Regions from separate parts of the Homo sapiens genome. Here region 1 is linked to region 2. A link is an interaction called in ENCODE POLR2A ChIA-PET data of the cell type or tissue named here. Cell type or tissue: A673. All regions are shown on one strand. Links, peaks and the distances in the headings refer to the core of each region. The heading gives the core; the rest is flanking DNA.

Region 1 (8,958 bases), core at 1,355-6,354, 140 kb before region 2:
GCAGGAGAATGGCTTGAACCCAGGAGGCAGAGATTGTTCTGAACTGAGATGGTGCCATTGCACTCCAGCCTGGGCAACAACAGCAAAACTCCGTCTCAAAAAATAAAATAATAATAATAATAATATGCCCAAAGAACTAGATTATCCTAAAGCCATAAAACACTAGAGTTAGGAGATGTCTGGAACATGACTGTCCTTCCCCCATCTTGATTTTACAGGCAAGAAACTTGGAGACCAGAGAAATTTCAGTGACTTGCCTGAGAGGCTGAACAAGAGAAGAGTTCTCAGTCTCTTGGTAGGAAGCTCCTATCTCACAGAGCCTGTCTTTCCCTCTCAATTAGCAAGTTGGAGGGTTTTGGAGGGGGTGGTCAGAAACTGCAGCCAAAATACCTAACTCATATAGTTTTACAATAATGTATCATCTGCCATCTTTCACCTAGAGACTACAAAGTCAAAACACGGCAAGTCCTGTCATGTAAGAATTACCAAGTTCTGCAGCCTCAGTGTTCAAAATGAGAGGATGAGGTCTGTTTGTTCTACCAGAGGAGTCTCTCTGGATATTGGACACCTTTTCCAAGGTAGACTTTGGTTGAATATGCCTCCAGAATCGCCCAACTATTTTGTAATCATTTTACTATCTCTCAACTTGAAAACATGTCAGCAGACCAGGCGCAGTGGATCATGCCTATAATCCCAGCACTTTGGGAGGCCAAGGTGGGAGGATCACTTGAGCCCAGGAGTTCAAGACCAGCTTGAACAACATAGCATAGATCCTGTCTCTACACATAAATAAATACATAATTTAAAAAAAAAAAGTATAAAAAGGAGAAAATGTTATGTTCTCCCCTCCTCTCCCAACACTTACTCTACAAACTCATGCTCTCCTAGATTGGCAAATGTGTATCCATGGTAGCCAAAAACATCTCCTGTAAAGAACTTGATGCTATTTTTGTGACAGATCTGGTCAACTTTAACTATGACATCCCTGGAGCAGCAAGTCAGACACACCTGCAGAAAGAAAGAAATTGGCTGGGTTTGAGTTTTGCAAACTGTGAATCACTGCCCTGATGTCTAAATAAATCTTAATGAACAGTCTCTCTGGGCATGCTCAAAGCATGTTTCAAACTGGTACAACAGGTTCTTTGGGCCCTATGGCTAGAAGACAAAAGAAAAGTTGCAGGTTTCAATGTGTAGAAAATATAAGTTATGAGACCGTCACGTTCTGCAGCCAAAATAAAATGTGTTTAGCTAAAAAGTAAAAGCCATTCAACAAATGTTTTCTGTAATCCACGAACATATACACATTTCATAGTTCTCATAAAAAAAATAACTTAGCAAGTTGTTTCTATACTGCTAAATCTATTAAAATCCAAATAAGCTACAGGGACAAGCAAAACCAGTTTTTTAAATTGACCCAAAGGTCATGTTTAAATACAAGGGCTTTTTACCCCCCTCCTTTTGATTGATATGTTAAGATAAAGAAGATAAACAAGTCCTGTTGAGATCATTTTTCCACAGATTGCGGTGTGAAACTTTATCTGAATTTAAGGACAAAAGAAAAGGTTACAGACCAAGTGACCTTCCATTCAGGCTTAGACAATGAACTGGTGATCCACTCAGTGGAATTATCAGTGTTGCTCTGGGGCCTCCAGGTTGTATTCCAGTAAGTTGAGGTATTGGAAATGGCTAAGTTCTACTGCACAAAATACCATCTTTTCGGGAGAAGCTTTGTGATCATGGTCAAAAGACAACTTCCAAATTGCACATGCTTTCTCCTGAACAAAAGGACATTTTCACTTGATAGACCCTCTTTGCTGTTGTCTAGCAGCCTGAATACCGAAATAACACTCACAGAGAAATGTGTTCCTTTGGTGTTTCAAAGAATGCAGCCACCCAAGGAAAAATCCCATCTAAAAAGTAAGAAATCCACAGGTGAACATGCAACCAATTGATCAAATGGAACCCTGCAGAGTCTAAAGTAACTATAAAACCTGCAAGGACCAGCCAAACACGGCCTGCAAGGCGGTCAACATGGCCCCATGCACACGCATTACACAATCAACTGGCCTCACACTTCAGTTTTAACAAACCCTCTAACTCTACAAGTTCAAGGGACACCTGGCATAAAATAAATGTGGTTACTACAGATAAGAAAATGAAGACTTATGTCCAAATGGAAAGTGTCCCAATACCTCAAGTTAAAAAATAGAAGGGACTAGGAAAAAGAAAACAGGACAAATGCACAGATGATCCATCCTTCCAAGCCCATATTTGAACAGATGCACATATGAAATAGAAAAGTGTAAAAACGGGAGGCTGAGGCAGAAAACTGCTTAAACCAGGGAGGCGGAGGTTGCAGTGAGCCAAGATCATGCCACTGCACTCCAGCCTGGGCGACAGAGTGAGACTCCATCTCAAAAAAGAAAGAAAGAAAGAAAGAAAAGTGTAAAAAACAGGCCAGGTGCAGTGGCTCACACCTGTAATCCCACCACTTTGGGAGGCCGAGGCAGGTGGATTACCTGAGGTCAGGGGTTCAAGACCAGCCTGACCAACATGGTGAAACCCCATCTCTACTAAAAATACAAAAAATTAGCCCAGCATGGTGGTGAGTGCCTGTAATCCTAGCTACTTGGGAGGCTGAGGCAGGAGAATCACTTGAACCCAGGAGGCAGAGGTTGCCATGAGCCAAGATCGCACAATTGCACTCCAGCCTGGGCGACAAGAGCAAAACTCCATCTCAAATAAAAAAAGGTGCAAAAAAAAAAAACTACCCAACCCAAATTCTAACCTCTCATGTAACATACTGGGGCCTTTCATTTAAAAAACTAGTAGCTCATCTATGACTATTTCACATTTATCAAGATTTGTTAAGCTTTTCCAGAATGCAGGGAACTATGTCTGAAAGGTTGCAGATATTGACAAAGAATTTATCCTTTCACCTCCGCATAGATTTGGCAGTGAAACTAAATGAGGCTGGATATGCCTCATTTGACTTACGACTACAGTGATTTTTCTCTAGTTATCCATGGCAACATGGTCAATGTGACTGTGAGAAACAGACAGACAGACATAGATCAAGATCAGGTGTGCTTTTCTTAAGACAAAACACAAGCTGTAGTTTGATATTTCTAACAAAAAAATGCCGCTGCCACAGAAATTAATCACCAACTTGTTAAGTTTTCGGAAGAAAACATTTGCAATAACATGGATTAAAGTTATGTGCAAAGATTCTGGAAGGAAGACAAAACACCAAAGACGAAACCTGGCTGAGGGAACATATGCCCAGAGAAGAAGCCAGCAGACAGCAAGTCACCAACAACTACAGCAGATGCAACAGACTGGACCTCTCTAGCAACACATTCACACAATATACTAAGCCTAAACAATAGAACAGCTTATACATTTTCTTGGGAAAAAGCTCAGAATTTGATATTTGAATGCTCTCAGATTGCTTTGGGATTTGAAAGTATATACAACTAGCACCTTAATTTGTTTAATTCCCACAGCAGATTTTATAATAAGAAACTTACAGCATCGAATTGAGTGAAAAATGACTCTGGTTTCTTCTCTATATCCTCAGTGTCCACCTTCACATCCACCATGGGGTTGAGATTCTGAGCTCGCTCCAAAGAGGCTTCAGCCCTATTTCGGCCAACAGACCCAGTACGAATCAAGAACTGAGCTCCGGGATCTTCTGGAGTTACCTAGGAATAATACACATATTTTTTTAAGTCTTGTATTTTTAGGGAAAATAAATCTTAAAAAGAATCTTTAAATTTTAAAGGATAGCTAAAATACCTACCACCTAAATTTTTTTTTTTTTTTTTTTTTGAGACAGTCTTGCTCTGTCACCAGGCTGGAGTGCAGTGGCATGATCTCGGCTCATTGCAACCTCCGCCTCCTGGGTTCAAATGATTCTCCTCCTGCCTCAGCCTCCCAAGTAGCTGGGACTACAAGCACGCACCACCACAACAGCTAATTTTTGTATTTTTAGTAGAGACAGGGTTTCACCACGTTTGCCAGGATGGTCTCAATCTCTTGACCTCGTGATCCGCCTGCCTCAGCCTCCCAAAGTGCTGAGATTACAGGCATGAAACACTGTGCACAGCCCTAAAATGTATTACTGTTCCTGTAGCAATTTGCCTTATGCAGGCTTCCTTCTAAGGCTTTAAAATGACTTTAAACTTTTTTTAAACTGGTCATTGATGGTTAAAGAGCACCCCCTTGTGTTTATAAAGAAAATTCACTGTCAACAAAAAAATCCATGCTTTCTTCTTCTATGCAAATTTGTAACTGCTAACAAATGACTGATTAACAGTGGCAAGAATTGACTAAATACTTAGCATGTGCCCAACTATAAGCATTTGGGGAAATACACAAGTAGTTTAAAGGATTAAATCTCTGTCTTCCAGTGGTTTAAAACTAGACCAGTGTGGGCAGGGCACGGTGGCTCACACCTGTAATCCCAGCACTTTGGGAGGCCGAGGCAGGAGGATCACCTGAGGTCAGGAGTTTGAGACCAACCTGGCCAACATGGTGAAATGCCATCTCTACTAAAAATACAAAAATAAGCCAGGTGTGGTGGTGTGTGCCTGTAATCCCAGCTACCCAGGAGGCTGAGGCAGGAGAATCACTTCAACAGGGGAGGCGGAGGTTGCAGTGAGCTGCGATTGCACCACTGTACTCCAGCCTGGGCAACAGAGCAAGACTCCGTCTCAAAAAAAAAAAAAAAAAAAAAAAAAGTAGACCAGTGCAGCCTGGCACAGTAGCTCACATCTGTAATCCCAGCAATTTGGGACGCCAAAGCAGGAGGATCACTGCTTGAGGCCAGGAGCTCAAGACTAGCCTGGACAACACAGAGAGGCCCTCTCTCAAAAAACAACAAAAATTGCAACCTCATGAGAAAACTTAAAAAAAAAATCAAACTTGTGCAAAAATCAGACACAATTAAGAATGCTTGAAATGAACTTTTAAAAAACATAGATAGACTATGGCCAGGTGCGGTGGCTCACGCTTGTAATCCCAGCACTTTGGGAGGCCGAGGCAGGCAGATCACCTGAGGTCCAGAGTTCAAAACCAGCCTGACCAACATGGTGAAACCCCATCTCTACTAAAAATACAAAATTAGCCGGACGTGGTGGCACACGCCTGTAATTCCAGCTACTCGGGAGGCTGAGGCAGGAGAATCGCTTGAACCTGGGAGGCAGACGCTGCATTGAGCCCAGGTCGTGCCACTGCACTCCAGCCTGGGCAACAGAGTGAGACTCTGTCTCAAAAAAAAAAAAAAAGAACTCAGAGAGGTGGAGAGATGAGTGGGGACTGGAACAGAGGAATTATTTCACCCCTAAGGCTGAACATCAGCAGAGCAGAGCCTCAAAGACAGGATAATATAATCCCCTAATAGCCACCAGTAAGATTACAGATTCCATACTGCTCTCAAAGTATTTCTTCACACATCAAACATCTAATTTAACCATTAATCTCTGCAAATAACCTTGCCACCTTCACCAAGACTAGGTACAACAGAAGTAATCTCCCCTCAACACCTCCTACCAACCATCCACAGCACACTCTCTATCTTACTACCTTCTCCTCCAAGAAAATGAGCTGGCCCACTTCCCATTCTAGGCTAACCCTGTATCCTTGACCCATTCCATCCTGCTTCTTCAGGGATCTCATTATGTGCTGAGAAGCTGTACCACACAATGGTTAACAGTAAGGCTCTGAAATAATTCAGGCTGGATTCAATCTTTGATTCAAATCCTGGCTCAACAACTGTGTGAACCTCAGCAAGAATGTGGGAATCCCATATAAAACGAGGACATGGATAAAAACGTACAGTTGAGGGCCACGCGTGGTGGCTCACGCCTGTAATCCCAGCACTTTGGGAGGCCAAGGCAGGCAGATCACGAGGTCAGGAGATCGAGACCATCCTGGCTAATACGGTGAAACCCCATCTCTACTAAAAAATACAAAAAAATTAGCCAGGCGTGGTGGTGGGCGCCTGTAGTCCCAGCTACTAGGGAGGCTGAGGCAGGAGAATGGTGTGAACCCGGGAGGCAGAGCTTGCAGTGAGCCAAGATCGCGCCACTGCACTCCAGCCTGGGCAACAGAGCGAGACTCTGTCTCAAAAAAAAAAAAAAATACAGTTGAGGCTGGGCACGGTGGCTCACACCTGTAAACCCAGCAGCTTGGGAGGCTGAGGTGGGTGGATCACTTGAGGTCAGAAGTTCGAGACCAGCCTAGCCAACATGGTGAAACCCCATCTCTACTAAAAATACAAAAATTAGCCGGGTGTGGTGGCACACGCCTGTAATCCTAGCTACTTGGGAGGCTGAGACAGGAGAATCACTTGAACCCAGGAGGCGGAGGTTGCAGTGAGCCAAGATCTCACCACTGCACTCCGGCCTGGGCGACAAGTGAGACTCCATCTCAAAAAAACAAACAAAAAAAACATATAATTGAGCCCAGAAAGTTCAAGACCAGCCTGAGCAACAATCATGAAACCCAGTCTCTACAAAAAATACAAAAAATTAGCCAGGTGTGGTGGCGTGCACCTGTAGTCCCAACTACTGGGAGGCTTAAGTGGGAGAATACCCTGAGCCCAGGAAGTTAAGGCTACAGTGAGCCATGATCATGCCCACTGCATTCCGGCAAGGGTAACAGTGAGACTGCCTCAAAAAAAAAAAAAAAAAAAAAAAAAAAACCCATACACATACAATTATCATTTCATCACTATCAGTCCACAGATCACACCTTCCTTGCTTTGCTCTCCTCTCGTGCTACACATTCTAGTCTCAATTTGGGCCCTCTTAGGTGTGGCTGTCCCCAAGCTTCCATCTCAGAATTACTTATCTTTCCACTCTGTATAGCTCCATAAACCAACTCAATGCCTCTTTCAGTTTCTACCAAAATCTGCTGTTATTTTTCAAATCACTCTTTCTGGTGCAGATTTCTTCCTGATCCACCTGAGTCTTCTCTACTGTACTGCCCACCAGCCGTTTTCTCTCAGATATCCATAAACCCTACATGTCTGCCTGCTTCTGTGTGCTGTCTCCGGAGTCCACCAGCCACCCACCCAGTCACTCAAGCCAGAAGCCTCATCTTCATATCCTTGCTATTTCCATGAGAGTGGTCCATAGTGAGGTGGCTGAGAACATGGGCTCTGGAGTCAGATGCCTGGGTCCCGGCCGTACCACTAACTACTGGGGCCTTGGATGGGCCAGTACTTTTCTTCCTTTTACTCAGTTTTCCCATCTGTAAAACAGGGATGGTAATGGGTCCTTGATCTCAGATGTGTTGTGAGGACTCAATGAGATAATACAACTGCAGCTCTGAGAACAGTGCCTAGCCCCTTCAGTGTCAGCTGCTCTGGTTATTCCTGGCTTTCCTTAAGCTCCCATACACAGACCTCCCAATTCTACCACCTAAATCTATTTCTCACATCTGTGTGCTTCCTGCCATCCCTATCAGCAAGGCCACTTTCACCTCTCACCTAAACTACTAAAAACTGCCTTCTAAGTGGTCTTCTGCCCTGTATTTTGTGCCAACCATAGTTTATACAGTAATTACTGATCTACACATAAAGCCCAAAGCTAACCATGTCACCCTTCCTGTCATTTGAAACTCTTCAGTGAGTCTGCACCACCCAGAGGATTAAGTAAAAGCTTACAGTGGGGCTTCCTAGGAGCCCCTCCTGACTTGGACTTCACCAGCAACCTGTCCCTACCCACCACTTTGGGTCTCACACTCTAAAAACACCAAACTACTTTTAGCTTCCATTTCTACCACACTGTAGGGTGCCTTTGTGACACTGCTATGTCCCCTGCCTAAAACACAGGCTCTTATCTTGACAACCCTCCTTGTTCTTTAAGACTTAGCTCAGATCAGGACTCCAGGAAATCTTTCATGTACCACAACCTCAGTCAGGGAGCCTGCTATGGTTTCCGGAAAAAAAAAAAAAAAAAAACCTTGAGAATGGGAACCAAACCGTGAGCATCTTTCTATCACCAGCACCTAGCAGACTTCAGGGCACCCAGTAGGTGCTCTCAGATGCTTGTTGAATGTAAACTACATAATACGCTCTAAGATGGGTGCAGTGGCCTCACACCTGTGGTGTCAGAATCGCACTGTTCTGTGATTGGCCTCCAATGTTGGATTCTTACAACCAGATGAAGTAATTATGTAATCCCAGCTACTAGGGAAGCTGAGGCAGGAGAAGTGCTTGAACCCGGGAGGCAGAGGTTGCAGTGAGCTGAGGTTGTGTCACTGTACTCCAGCCTGGGCGACAGAGTAAGTCTTTGTCTCAAAATAAATAAATAAAATAAATAAAATGTCACTGAGGCATGGGAATGTAGAGAGAGCAGCACTTATTTTCACCTTGAAGATGAGCCTGGTCAGAGAAAGCTACATTGGAGTTGGGCTCTACCATTATAATATTAATCAAACAGCATTATGTCAGCAGGGGATGGTAGCTCACACCTGTAATCACCGCACTTTGGGAGGCCGAGGCCAGCGGATCACCTGAGGTCAGGAGTTCGAGACCAACCTGGCCAATATGGTGAAACCCCATCTCTACTAAAAATAACAAAACTTAGCCAGGCATGGCCGGGTGCGGTGGCTCACGCCTGCAATCCCAGCACTTTGGGAGGCCGAGGTGGGAGGATCACCTGAGGTCGGAGTTCAAGACCAGCTTGACCAACATGGAGAAACCCGGTCTCTACTAAAAACGTTAAATTAGCCAGGCATGGTGTTGCATGCCTGTAATCCCAGCTACTCGGGAGATTGAGGCAGGAGAATTGCTTGAACCTGGGAGGCAGAGGTTGCAGTGAGCCAAGATCACGCCATTGCACTCCAGCCTGGGCAACAAGAGCTAAACTCCGTCTCAAAAAAAAAACAAAACAAAACTTAGCCAGGCGTGGTGGTGCGTGCCTGTAATCCCAGCTACTTCAGAGGCTG
Region 2 (8,958 bases), core at 2,445-7,444:
GCAACCTCCACCTCCCGGGTTCAAGTAATTCTCCTGCCTCAGCCTCCCGAGTAGCTGGGACTACAGGCGCACACCACTACGCCCAGCTAATTTTTGTATTTTTAGTACAGACGGGGTTTCACCATGTTGGCCAGGATGGTCTTGATCTCTTGACCTTGTGATCCGCCTGCCTAGGCTTCCCAAAGTGCTGGGATTACAGGCATGAGCCACCACGCGTGGCTGACATTTTTTTTTTAGAGCAGTATTAGGCTAACAGCAACTTTGCTTTTTGAAAACATTGTGCTGAAATATTTTTATGTTGATGACTGAAGTCTCTTTCGTGTTCTGTTAAGTTTTGCAACTGAGGCAAGTGCTCCCAACAACTGAATCCTCGTTAACTCCTCGGTCCTGCCTAAATAATGGCCACATTCATTTGTTTACTGTGTTCCTTCCACTAGGATGTCAGCTCCGGGCAGGGATTTGTTTAATGTCTGTGTGCCCCAGCCTGAATGAATAACACACCGAGAAAAGTACTTTTTTTTTCTTTCTTTTTTTTAGACAGGGTCTGGCTCTGTTGCCCAGGCTGGAGTGCAGTGGTACGATCTTGGCTCACTGCAACCTTGAACTTCCTGAGTTCAAGTGATCCTCCCACCTCAGCCTCCCGAGTAGCTGGGATTACAGGCATGCGCCACCACGCCTGGCTAATTTTGTATTTTTTTTTTTTAATTTATTTATTTTTTATTGATAATTCTCGGGTGTTTCTCACAGAGGGGGATTTGGCAGGGTCATAGGACAATAGTGGAGGGAAGGTCAGCAGATAAACAAGTGAACAAAGGTCTCTGGTTTTCCTAGGCAGAGGACCCTGCGGCCTTCCGCAGTGTTTGTGTCCCTGGGTACTTGAGATTAGGGAGTGGTGATGACTCTTAACGAGCATGCTGCCTTCAAGCATCTGTTTAACAAAGCACATCTTGCACCGCCCTTAATCCATTTAACCCTGAGTGGACACAGCAGATGTTTCAGAGAGCACAGGGTTGGGGGTAAGGTCACAGATCAACAGGATCCCACAGCAGAAGAAGTTTTCTTAGTACAAAACAAAATGAAAAGTCTCCCATGTCTACTTCTTTCTACACAGACACGGCAACCATCCGATTTCTCAATCTTTTCCCCACCTTTCCCGCCTTTCTATTCCACAAAACCGCCATTGTCATCCTGGCCCGTTCTCAATGAGCTGTTGGGCACACCTCCCAGACAGGGTGGTGGCCGGGCAGAGGGGCTCCTCACTTCCCAGTAGGGGCGGCCGGGCAGAGGCGCCCCTCACCTCCCGGACGGGGCGGCTGGCCGGGCGGGGTGCTGACCCCCCCACCTCCCTCCCGGACGGGGTGGCTGCCGGGCGGAGACGCTCCTCACTTCCCAGACTGGGTGGCTGTCGGGCGGAGAGGCTCCTCACTTCTCAGACGGGGCGGCTGCCGGGCGGAGGGGCTCCTCACTTCTCAGACGGGGCGGCCGGGCAGAGATGCTCCTCACCTCCCAGACCGGGTCGCAGCCGGGCAGAGGTGCTCCTCACATCCCAGACGGGGCGGCGGGGCAGAGGCGCTCCCCACATCTCAGACGATGGGCGGCCGGGCAGAGACGCTCCTCACTTCCTAGATGTGATGGCGGCCGGGAAGAGGTGCTCCTCACTTCCTAGGTGGGATGGCGGCCGGGCGGAGACGCTCCTCACTTTCCAGACTGGGCAGCCAGGCAGAGGGGCTCCTCACATCCCAGACGATGGGCGGCCAGGCAGAGACGCTCCTCACTTCCCAGACGGGGTGGCAGCCGGGCAGAGGCTGCAATCTCGGCACTTTGGGAGGCCAAGGCAGGCGGCTGGGAGGTGGAGGCTGTAGCGAGCCGAGATCACGCCACTGCACTCCAGCCTGGGCACCATTGAGCACTGAGTGAATGAGACTCCGTCTGCAATCCCGGCACCTTGGGAGGCCGAGGCTGGCGGATCACTTGCGGTTAGGGGCTGGAGACCGGCCCGGCCAACACAGCGAAACCCCGTCTCCACCAAAACCAGTCAGGCGTGGCGGCGCGAGCCTGCAATCGCAGGCACTCCGCAGGCTGAGTCAGGAGAATCAGGCAGGGAGGTTGCAGTGAGCTGAGATGGCAGCAGTACTGTCCAGCTTCGGCTCGGCATCAGAGGGAGACCGTGGAAAGAGAGGGAGAGGGAGACCGTGGGGAGAGGGAGAGGGAGACGGAGAGGGAGAGCTCCTAATTTTGTATTTTTAGTAGAGACGGGGTTTCTTCATGTTGCTCAGGCTGTGTCTTGAACTCCCGATCTCAGGTGATCTGCCCGCCTCGGCCTCTCAAAGTCCTGGGATTACAGGCGTGATCCACTGCACCTGGCCCCAAGCTGCTAATTAAAAAAAGAAATGTTTTGTAGAGACAAGGTCTAACTTTGTTGAACAGGCTGTTCTTGAATTCCTGGGCTCAGGTGATCCTCCTCTCTTGGCCTCCCACAGCACTATGATGACAAGTATGAGCCACCATGCTCAGCTCAGAAAGTACTCTGAAAGAACTTATTTTTTTCCTTTGAAAGCACGGAGAGTCTACGGCCATACACCCTGAACCCACTCGATCTCATCTGAAAGCAAAGAGACCCATCTTGGCTGGGGGAGTCAGGGAGGGCTTTCCCTGTGGAGGAGTCTGAGGAGCTGAAATCTGAAGGACCAGGAGAAAGTTAGCAAGGTGGGATGGCCTCAAGGGAGGACAGTCTTGGAGGAGGAGGGGACAATACTGCAAAATGCCCGAGGTGGGCAGGCCCCAGGGGAGTTGGAGTATCTGGACCAGAGTGCAAGGAAAGGCTCCTGGGAGGTGGGCGGGGTCGGGGGTGGGACCCTGTGGAAGAGTTCAGGCTTCCTCTAAGGGCATTGGAGATCCCTGGAGGATGTTACGGGAGGAGACACATGGCTAGATGTGAGATCTGATCTGCCCTCATGGAGATGGGAGTGGGTGAGCATGGAGGGCAGATGTCTTGGTGAGATCAGACAGGGCTGGGGTGCAGGGAGCAGGAAGGGGAGTGTGCTGGAAGGCAAAATGGAACTGGGAGTTGTACCTGGTTGACTGGAAGGGAGAGAGACACCCCAAGGGGGCCCCCAGGGTCTCTCTCTGGCTTGAGGGGGGGATCCTGGGGAATGGACCTGTTTGGAGAAAGGGTCAGGAGTTTGGCTGTGGGTGTGTCACAGTGGAGTCCCCAAGTAGAGTGTCATAGACAGGTGGATATGATGTTTTGCTTGCAGCGGAGGTCTAGGCTGGAGTCACGTGGGAGAGGGTGGTTTACAGATGGGGCAGGTCAAGGGCAAGGTTGAGACCACCGCGTTCGAAAAACCGAATGAAGGCTTACCACGCATAAGGCATCTTGTTGGGCCTCCTGGGGTGGCCTATCTGGGAGCCGCGAAGCTGCCCCCCAAAGCTCTCAACGTGGGTGCTGGTGGTTGTGAGGCTCGTGTTTAGAAAGCACACAAGTCTTGAAGAGCAAGAGCGAGAGAAGGCTGAGCACAGGGGCTCACGCCTGCCCTCCCAGTGCTTTGGGAGGCTGAGGTGGAAGGATTGCTTGAACCCGGGAGGTGGAGGCTGCAGTAAGCTGAGATCACACCACTGCACTCCAGCCTGGGCGACAGAGCAGGACTTTGTCTCAAAAAAAAAAAAAAAAAAAAAAAAAAAAAAGTCCGGGCATGGAGGCTCATGCCTGTAATCCTGTAATCCCAGCGTTTTGGGAGGCCGAGGCGGGTGGATCACGAGGTCAAGAGATCAAGACCATCCTGGCTAACATGGTGAAACCCCATCTCTACTAAAAATACAAAAATTAGCTGGGCATGGTGGCGGCACCTGTAATCCCAGCTACTCGGGAGGCTGAGGCAGGAGAATCACTTGAATCCAGGAGGCAGAGGTTGCAGTGATCCGAGATCGCGCCATCACACTCCAGCCTGGGCAACAGAGGGAGACTCCGTCTAAAAAAAAAAAAAAGACACTCCTTGGCCAGTCAGCACCCAGAGCCCACTGCCTATCTGGTTCTGGTCTCTCCCTCAACCCAGCTTAGCACAGAGCGGGGCCCCCAGATGGCTCAGCCTTTGCCCAAAGAAGGGAGGAACAGGCCGGGCATGGTGGCTCATGCCTGTCATCCCAGTGCTTTGGGAGGTCGAGGCAGGAGGATCGCTTGAACCCAGGAGCTCAAGACCAGCTTGAGCAATAGAGCGAGATCCCATCTCTGAAAAAAAAAAAAAAAAAAAAAAAAAAGCCAGATGTGGTAGCATGTGCCTCTGTAGTCCCAGCTACTTGGAGGCTGAGGTGGGAGGATTGCTTCAGCCTGCGAGTTCAAGGCTGAAGTGAGCCGTGTTTGTGCCACTGCATTCCAGCCTGGACAACAGACTAAGAAAAGGAAAAAAAAAAATAGAGAAGACAGGTTTCTGTCAGCACACATTGAGTACCAACTGCACACCAGGAGGATGTAGAGATTTAATTCAAAAAAACAAAGGAGAAACCCTGGAGCGCTCACGGGGAGTGACATAAACCCCCAGCAGGTAAATCCCAGCTGCAGGGTGAATCCGTGAGTGGAGAGGGTCAGGGATGTTTCTGGAGAAAGACTGGCTTTGAAGAACAGGGTAGGATCTGATGGGCAGGCTAGAGGTTTGGGGAAGGGTGGATGGAAGGAATTTCAGGCAGAGGGAAGTGCTCAAAGCAAGGATCTGGAAGCAGAAAGCAGCCAGCTGCACTCAAAAGAATGAGACTCGGCCAGGCGAGGTGGCTCACGCCTCTAATCCCAGCACTTTGGGAGGCTGAGGTGGGCGGATCACCTGAGGCCAGGAGTTCGAGACCAGCCTGGCCAACATGGAGAAATCCCGTCTCTACTAAAAATATAAAATTAGCCAGGTGTGGTGGTGCATGCCTGTAATCCCAGCTACTCAGGAGGCTGAGGCAGGAAAATCCCTTGAACCGGGGAGGCGGAGGTTGTAGTGAGCCTAGATCGAGCCACTGCACTCCAGCCTGGGCAACAAGAGCAAAACTCTGTCAAAAAAAAAAAAAAAAAAAAAAAAAAAAAAAAAGACTAATTTTGACTGATGTTGGGGAGTTGGGTTAGAGGAGTGGGAGAGAAGAGCAGGATGGATCCAGACAGAGCGTGGGGTTCTGCATGGATGCCAAGGAGCCTGGGCTATGGTCAGTAGGCATCTCCGTTTGTTTGCCTGCCTGGCTGAGGCAGTGGCAAACAGACGTCATCTCTGGTGCCAGCCCCTATTGATTGGCAGTGGCTGCCTGGAGAGGGGTGTGGCAGAGTGCGGTGATCAGCTAGCCATGTCTGCTATGGGCACAGGCAGGGAAGGATGCATCTTGTATGCTGAATAGTTCACTCTTCTGCCATGAATATTGAGGGCAGGGGGGCCATTCAGTGTGTGGGGGTGTCTATCAGAGTCTAGTGAGCTTGAATTCAGGTCTAGGCTAGAATGGAGGCAGAGGGAACAGCAGAGTCACGCTCAAGTGACATTTGGGATCTTAGAAGCAGTCAGGGGTAAGTAAGGAGGGGGCCAAGGATAGAGCAAACTTGAGCCTGGGAGACTGGAAAGAGGAAGATATTCCTAACGAGAGTTTTTTAGGGGGTGAGCAGAGAGGAGGTGTTTTTGGTGGCAAGGCTTCTTTGGGAAGCAGCCCACCTCCGTCCCTGGAGGTGCTGTCCTGGATGACGGTGGTGACGGTGGCTAACTCTGGCATAGAGCCTGGGTCTCTGACCCCAGGGCCAGCACCAGGGAGTGAGTGTGACCTTAGGCTCTCCCCTCTCAGAACTTCAGCCCTGACCCCTCCCTTGAGAAGGGTCTGAGGTCGGCCACCTCCTGGCCACAAGCCTGCTCATGACCCTGCCCCTGGAACTCACCCAGGAAGTGAACAGGGGCATCTGACTCCCGGTACCACCCGCGTGGCCTCAGGCCGGAGGGGAGTGGGAAGGAAGGTCAGGAGCGGCACCTCTGGCATCCCCTCCCCACGCCTGCCTGCAGCTCCTGCGGCCATGGGGGTTTGTGGGAGGCACTTTAGGTGATGCTGAGAAACCACAGGAATGACGCGGCCTTCTGGGAAGCTGTGCTGGAGAGGAAAGCAGGTGAGAGCCGGGAGGGGGGGCTCGTGCTGGCCGAGGCCTCTCCTGTGGGAGCCTCCTGCTTCCCCCCCCGGGCGCCTAAGCCTGTGAAACCCTGGTGTGTGCTGCACTGGCCCGGTAAGGAGGAGGCCCCCCTTCACTTCTCTCAGGTTTGGTTTTTTACAAGATTCATTTATTAACTATGATACAGATCACATAAGGCCTTTTGTTTTTTACACCATTCCCATTGAGACAAGTACAATACTTTGTAGCAAATACATGATTTTAAAAAACAAAACCAAACAAAAACACCTCAGTCAGAGATGCCTCAGCCTTCATTGAGGGCTGACCATGCACTAATCAGGTTGGAGCCTCAAAAAACCCACGATGTGTTTTTAAAAAAAAGTCTGGAAATTAAGCAAACATTCCTAACACCAGCTAGACGATGTTCCGGTTAAAGCCCCTAAAATACAAAGAAATAATTGTTATACTTTCTTTACATACAGGTCTTCACTTTTGCTGCGAAACAGAATTTTGGGCACACAGCCAGACTACTAACACATTTCAATACCATTAATATGTTTTGTTTTTTCTCAGAAACTCAAAATATTTGTTAATTCAACATATATAAAGATCATTTAACATGTGAAAATACAAGTACCAGAAAAATAAGCTGGCAGCAGCACTATTCCAAATTTTCAAACAAGTTTTATTTCCATACAATTCTGACATTTCCGTTTTTTTGTTTTTTTCTTAAATGTACACAGGGAACATGATTCTTTTTATGCAAACAATAACTTAGGCCTGTAGCATCGCTGCCGGCTCCGCCACGGGAGGGCTGGGGGAGGCCAGCCCAGGTCAGCAGTGGCCGAGGTGACAGACCGCCTCCTGCTCTGTCCCCCGCGCGCGCCGCGCATTGGCCACGCTGCACCGACCGCACCGCGGCCGCGCCCCCACCGGACCCGCGACAGAAACTGCCCCCTTCCTGGGCCACTTTCTGACCTGGACACAGACGATGTCCTCCGAGGGAGGGAGCCCACCCCCGTTACACCTCAGAGCCACGAAGCCGGCGCCCGCTCCCTGCCGCAGCTTCCCCGGATCCCTGCGCTGCCCTCGGGAAAGCAGCGACTCAACCAGACCCAGCCCCCCGCGCGGCAGGGGCCCTCCTGGCCACCGCACCCTACTTTTTCTAGCCGGCGCCCCCAAAGCAGTGGCTTCTCATAGGAAAGGATGGGAGGGGGGCGCAGCTGAGGTGACTCTTGATGACAAGTCACTGCAGCTGGCCTGCTGTGAAGTTTTGTGTGTGTGTGTGTGTGTGTGTGTGTGTGTGCGTGTCCAGAATGCCTGGTGGCCTGCGGGGGTCTTTACCAAGGGGATGCTGGCTTGACCCAGGCCTCCTTTCCCTAAGAGCAGCAGGAGCTGAGTGAGGCACAGGGATGCCCCCATCCCCTTCTGGCCAGCGAGCTGCTCCTATGATGTCACCCTCTGTCCACCGTGACAAAGACAGACACATCCTGCAGAAGAATCTGGGTCGCAGCAGGTGCCCTGCCTCCAGCAGGAAGCAAAACCAAGGCGGTGGAGGCAGGAGAGCACGGAGACAGACGCCCCGAAGCTCTCTCCCTGTTCCTCCCCAAACGCTAGGCGATGGGAAAGACGGGGACAATGCAGAGTAAATGTGTGCCGTGACACCCAGTATGCGACACAAGCCAAGAATTCTAAGTGGATTCACGAGCCACGCCACCCAGCCTTGGGTCTTCCCTCTTCAGCCGTCAGAGCCAGGATCAGTCTCTGGCTTTGCACCAAGGGCTGCTGTCCCCTCACACGGTGTCTGCGCTCTCGCTGGGCAGGGGTGGCTGCCCCACGTCCCCATTCTGGACAAGCCAACGCCCTCCCACCCAGTGCTGAGAGCTGCATGCGAGTCCCATGAGCACCCTCTGTGCACACACCTTCCAGAACTTAGAGCCCCAACAAAAGCGGGAGTGGGGGCAGCATGGTCCCAACAATCCCCAGGGACGCTCCTCTGTGGCTCCCATGCAAGTGCCCATTTGGGCTGCACGCTTCCCTGACCGGACGCTGAAGGCCGGCCTGCCACGACTGGCCATGCCCCTCAAACGACCGAGATGTCCTCTAGTCCCTCAGCCCGGAGCAGCAGATGAGAGGCTGAAGTTAGCGGGGGAAACAAGAGGAACCCTGTGGCTTCCTGTGCATGGGGGCTCCCTTTGGACATAAGCTGCCACAGTCCCTGCCTGCCCACCTTGGCTGACAAGGCGCTGCATTGGGAGTGCCCCAGACCTAGTTTCAGGTACTTCTGTGAGGAGAGGGGTAGAGAGCCCAGGTGCTCCTCCTCACCACCCCCTCCACACTCCTGGGGAAGTCACTGGCCGCACATACATCTGTGGAATCGGGCCAGGTGGCTTGGGACGTGGCTTTTGTGCTCACACAAAAGAGGTGGCAGTGTTAGCTCAAGCAGTGAGGGGGACTGGGCTGCTTTTGCCTGCGTTCACACAGGGACGGCCCAGGGCACCACCATGCTTTCCCTCCACCCCCAATTACGTGAGGAGCTGACCAGGTGAGCATAACCTCGAAAAGGGGGCGGGGTCAGTAAATGGGGCCGTTTCCTCATCTGCTGGGGTCCAGGGCTGGGGGAGTTTGGGAACGTTTCTGCCAACCTCAGCTAAAACGAAACACAGATGTCACCTTCCAGCCAACCCTGGGCCTACAGGGCCAGGCACAGCTCCACCAGAAGAGACAAAAATTCATCATCCAACATTCACAGAAAACACGCCTGAACCCTGGGTTTGTTCTCCGATTTGTGTTCCTCAAAAGGCGGTAAAACTTGCAAGGTTAGGTGTTTCCAAGCACCTTCGTTGGCCATTGAG

What was found. Peaks named below come from ENCODE experiments on the same cell type or tissue, not always from the same donor. Only the 100,000 strongest peaks of a DNase experiment are listed, where the experiment ranks them.
Region 1: POLR2A ChIA-PET joins it to region 2 with 22 read pairs; 1 of 35 experiments calls an interaction of 5 or more read pairs at or near these places.

The regions. Positions count from the first base shown.
Region 1 is chr19:47,144,948-47,153,905 of GRCh38, reverse strand. SAE1 (SUMO1 activating enzyme subunit 1) reads right to left here. Exons shown (of 9, transcript NM_005500.3): 3 at 3,531-3,704; 4 at 866-1,008. Among named protein-coding and RNA genes, the nearest start is that of SAE1, 19 kb to the right of the region's middle. In A673, for the core only: a CTCF peak has its summit at 4,223 (motif pointing left); a DNase peak (open chromatin) is centred at 4,215.
Region 2 is chr19:47,002,370-47,011,327 of GRCh38, reverse strand. It overlaps ARHGAP35 (Rho GTPase activating protein 35), which reads right to left. Exons shown (of 7, transcript NM_004491.5): 7 at 6,251-8,958. Among named protein-coding and RNA genes, the nearest start is that of NPAS1, 13 kb to the left of the region's middle. RefSeq lists enhancers at 5,323-5,901, 7,375-8,121, 8,122-8,867. In A673, for the core only: no CTCF peak of the experiment used is centred there; a DNase peak (open chromatin) is centred at 5,277.